2 separate regions of the Homo sapiens genome follow, and region 1 is linked to region 2. The links are chromatin loops, found by intact Hi-C in ENCODE. Cell type or tissue: A673. All regions are shown on one strand.

Region 1 (2,500 bases), 53 kb after region 2:
CGCACACGTGTATCTATGTAGTGACCATTGAATGAATTTCCTAAGACTATTACTATTATCTACCTAGTGATGGCTTCTCCCCAAATCCATCTTTACCAGGGCAAAATCAATCCCCCAAATCCAGTTCTATTATAAAACCGAATGTGTCTAAAAAAAAAAAACAATAAACAAAAATCGATGATGTGTTTTAGTTTTAAATTTAGTTTTAGTAGTTTAGGCTTTTTTTCCTTTTAGGGGAAAAAAGTTTTTTCAAGACACAAATTTTTCAAATGGAACATAGTCATATTTTCAGGAGTAAATAACCTTATTTATATGAGAGGCTTAAGCTAGAGGCTCAAAAACTTGATTAAATTATTTAATGAAGTTGATTAAATACTCTTGCTGTGCCACGATTTAGTCTCAAAAATTATATTCAGTCATTTGGACAGATAATGTTAGAATCTGATAGAAAGCTGTAACCTGCCCATGCCATGGCATTTTAGCCTTGACAAAAACATTGCTCTTCCAAGCCCAAAGACAGCTTAGAGATTACCACCACGTTCACTGGCAGCCTCCATGAATTTTGTCATTTCTGTGTTAACTTAAAAAGAGAAAGTTAACATCATAGAAAGTAAATTCATATATTCTTGATGCATGATAGCTCAAGGATCCTTCAAAAGGGAAGAAAGAAAATGTTTTCATTCATTCATTTATTCATCCAGTGAAAGAAATTATGTCTTACTATGTCCATACACTGTTCCACGAACTGCAAGTATAGCAGTGGTGACACAGCCATGAAAACACAAAGCAAAAACCTCTAAGTTATTGGAATTTATATGCTAGCAAATTACTGTAATAATGTGTTGTTTATTGGAGAAAGAATGGTAAAGGAAAGAACAGCTAGATAAGAAGCACTCAGCCCTAAGGAGCGTAATTCGTCCTGGGTCACTTCTCTTGGATTTGCAAAGCTGACTAATTTGAATGAATCTCAGAAGTTTTGAAAAAGGAAAAACCATAGTAGTTTCCATATTCTTGATCCACAACCACAATTCCTAAGAAAGATCAAAACCACACTAAGACAGCAATAAAGATCTAAGTTATCTCTGCATGTATTTACAACAATGTAATGGTAGCCTTAAAGGATTCAGGGGATTAAGTGGACAATTTCACAGTGGTCCTTGAAAGATGTATGCCAAACTTGCTCTCTGATTCTTGCTAAAATAGAGTTTGGAAGCAGTTCTTGCCTTTATGCATTCCATTCATTTCCTTGAAAGGATGAGAATAGCATGTCGATGCATTCTGTTGGTGAGCAAATACCAGGAGCATATGCAGCAGCGGCTGCTTGTGCGCTCAGCCAGGCAGCCTGGTTGCAATGCTGCTGGAGGGATGGCGATGTTCCCAGCTGCCATTGCCTACACTGAGCTCTAATGGCCCTGTTTTCTGGCTCCAGTCCAGGCCCTTCCACAGCCCTACATTACTGAAATTAGGTTGAGTGGATTTCCGAGTAAAACATTACCTCTTGGGACCTGCCCAGCTCTCCCCAGCCTTGTCAACATTGATTAAATAGAAGCTGCTATCATCCTGGGGCCATGCCCACAATTACTCTACCAATCACCAATGAGCTGGGTGTTTGCTTCCTCTCTTTTTATTTTCATCTTTCTTGAATATTAAGCATCATCACCTCAAAAGCTCAAAGGAAAGTAATAATAATAATAATAAAAATCTTTGGCAGCTAACTCACATATGGCCCTTTTGTTGCTCACACAGTCTTTTTCTTTAGCTATATACCAGATGTCCATCTGGAGCCTGGATCATGGCTTTCAGTGGTCACTGTGATCCACATTTTGCTCGTTTCATTACCATGTTTCACATTTTAAGTTCCTTTCAAAACACTGAGCCAGTATATTTCATTTTGATGTGAGGAGAATTATGCAAGTAACATCTCTGCCCCCATTTCTTCCTTACTTTCCAAGCACTTAAAAGAGAGAATAACCTTTTTGCTAATAACACTATACACTAAAGGATTTCAAAGAGTAACCAAGAAGAAAAATCAGAGGCAGCATGATGGGGTCTCAGTGATATCTGCAATATGCCATCTACATGTCTACTTTTTCCCTCAAGTTTAGGCCTAAGACCAGGCTGATTCCTATTCTAGCCTAGACTTTGCCACTAACTAATCATACGACTTCAGAGAAGATGCTTTTCCTTTCTTTGTCTCAGTTTCCTAATATACACATAATATGAATAATAATGCGTGCCCTACCTTATCGTGGGTTGTTTGGAGTTTGAAGGGAGGTATTTGAAAGTGCTTTATAAAATCTAAAGTGCAGAATGTAGTTTGTCGAGATTTTAATCCAATTTATGGGGTTTGAGATTTGCTGAATTTTAATCCAACCTTCAGGAAATGAAGGATTTGAGAAATTCACTCAACCTAATTCTAGCTGCCAAGTTTTAATAGTCTCAAGAGGAAAAAAAGCAATTCTTCCACTACCCACCAAAAAACTTCTTTCCCAGACAGATG
Region 2 (2,500 bases):
GCTTTAAATGCTAGGCAGAAGGGCTTTAATTTTTAAATAGTAAATAATTGAATCCATTCATTTAAGCCAATAATTCAAACCATTTAGGCAAAAGAGAGTTAAACAAAGCATTGCTATTATAAGATTGCTTTAGCAGCAGGAGAATTTGAAGAAGGGAATGACTGAAGACACAAAGATCAGGATAAAAACTGCAATGACCATAGTTCAGTATAATAAAATTTTAAACTGGGTGATGGTAGTAAGAATAGAAAACAGAGAGAAGGATTTGGGAGTCATCCCACTGATAACATTGGCTACACCCTGGTTGTAGGAATCAAGATAATGCATGTGAATGCATGTTAAAACCAAAAAAGAACTATATAAATGTACCAATAAATGTGTCTGAAAGGATAAGCATGACGATATTTTAATGCCAGACATGGATTTGAAGAAAATCCATGTGATAAAGTCTGACAAACTATTGGGAAAGCAGGTCCCAAGGTTAGGAGAGAGTAGAGGCTAGGAGAGAGTAGAGGCTAAAGATAGGACACTGGACAACCCTCTAGGACTTGAATTTCAATTATAATAAAAGGGAATGTGGGAGAATTTTCTTTAAAAAAGTTGATATAGAACATAAGAATGCCTAAGGGGGATAAAATTATTTTCACCTATTTATAAAATAATTATAATAACAAGACTCCTTCCTTTCACTTTCTCCTTCAAAAGAGTTTTATCTTTTCTGGACTGATCATGTGAATCCAGCTATGGTTATGAAACAAAAATCGATCTTGCTGGTCTTAAAGTGATGTCTCCTCCTCCCTGCTAAAGAAGGAATGGGCATGACCTCACATAGCTGCCTTTCGTGGTCTTTTGATAAATTTTTGATTGTGTAATTTCCCTATTGCCGGATGATTATGCATGGCAGGCTGATTCAGAGGCCATTGTCTGTTTTGAAATGAACCCCTAGAATGCACTAATGGGATTTTGTGCCATTAATGCTGAATAGAGTGGGATGAGAAATCACTTTTCTGATCTGCCTGCTCCTTAGTCTCAGTGCTCAATGACAGTACAAGTAACTACTGTGAGAAAAAGGATTCACCAAGATGTTGGCCCCGTCTATCCTCCCCCTAAATCCCTACAGTGAATTAACAGGGTCTTACCTTTCCCATCTTTTTATCTCTTCCGGTTAACGTGAACATATCAAGTCATGAGCTCTAATTTTCAGGGTGGGTGAGTCATCTGTCACCCTCTCTATAGCCCACTTCATCCAGAATAAAAAGCATTGTGCTATGGGGACATTTTATACCAGGGAAAATCAGCTTTGTAGATCAGGCCCTTTGCCAAATTTCTTTTCAAAGGCTTTCCTTTGCAGATTTTCCTTTTCTGGTCCTTCTAACTTTGAAGCATCTGACTGTTTTTGTGCCCTGTGTGAAGGAGTCAAGATGAGCTGAGTCATAGCTGAGCTGTTTATACTTCTTTTATCTTACTACCATGTAAATCACTCTTCAATTGTATTCTGCAAGAACAAACCCTGAGAAAGGTTGGAAGCTCTGAGCTGGATTTGTGTGCCTCCTTCCCTGCAGGACAGCTTTTCAGTTATAAGCTTAGAACTTGGAGTTAAACCTGTTGTTCCCTCTCTGCTTGCTAGAGTCTAAGAGCACGTTTGCATTCAGTGTGTCCACAATAAAAGTTGTCTTAGTCCTTTACATGGTTTTCCATATCTAGAGGATGGTAAAACAGAGGTAATACATTTTGTGCCTATAGGAAATGGAATTTAACAATATGCACCTACACAGAATGAAAATGAAAACCTGACCCAGAAGTAATACTCTCATAAAATATAAAACTAAATCTATTTGCTGACAAGCACCACCTGGTGTGGGTATTTCCTTCCCAAGAGCTAAGGCACTCTGCGGCCTTGGGAGTTTCCTCTGATCTTCATCAGGAACGTGCATCCTTCCACATGCTTTTCACTTCTGGACGGCTCTGGGTCTCTAAAAGGCAGGGTGAACAGAAACATGCCACCTCACTCAAGACATGCCCCTGTAGAACAATCTGTGGGAAGCATAGAAGGCATATGAATACCTGATAATTGGGATGATTCTGGGAGCATTAGGAAGATTTCATGGCAGCGATGCACAAGCTGTGAATGCTTTGATAAACATTTCCCTCTTGGAGAGTGTGTAGGCAGTCAGATGAGTATTTTCATGACACGAATAAATATGTGAGTGCCGTGGCATTCGCCCCCACTCCACCACACTACCTTCAACATTGTTATGAGAAAAGGGGAGGGGGGAACATGTGTCTGTGTAAGTATATGCATGTATATGTAAGTGCACGCACACACACATACACACACACTTCCACATAAATATAAATACATACTTGTGCTTAGAAAGAAATGAAAGAAGAAAAGACTCTTATATCCTAAAGTACGGGCTTTAAAATATATGTTTGAAATGATGAGTTCTGGACTCTACCTGCAAGCAGAGTAGACTAGCCCACTGAATATCTCTCTGTA

What was found. A loop is a pair of places that touch in the nucleus more often than their neighbours do. Peaks named below come from ENCODE experiments on the same cell type or tissue, not always from the same donor. Only the 100,000 strongest peaks of a DNase experiment are listed, where the experiment ranks them.
Region 1: a loop joins it to region 2, with 3 times the contacts of the local background. A loop is called at or near these places in 4 of 110 quality-filtered maps.

What each region holds. Positions count from the first base shown.
Region 1 is chr3:115,712,370-115,714,869 of GRCh38, reverse strand. All of the region lies in intron 2 of GAP43 (growth associated protein 43), which reads right to left. Among named protein-coding and RNA genes, the nearest start is that of GAP43, 90 kb to the right of the region's middle. RefSeq lists enhancers at 844-1,344, 1,345-1,845. In A673, no CTCF peak of the experiment used is centred here; DNase peaks (open chromatin) are centred at 1,429 and 2,409; H3K4me3 peaks cover 466 bases; H3K27ac peaks cover 632 bases.
Region 2 is chr3:115,765,713-115,768,212 of GRCh38, reverse strand. No RefSeq gene overlaps it. Among named protein-coding and RNA genes, the nearest start is that of SNORD155, 140 kb to the left of the region's middle. In A673, no CTCF peak of the experiment used is centred here; DNase peaks (open chromatin) are centred at 1,132 and 1,212; H3K4me3 peaks cover 1,017 bases; H3K27ac peaks cover 886 bases.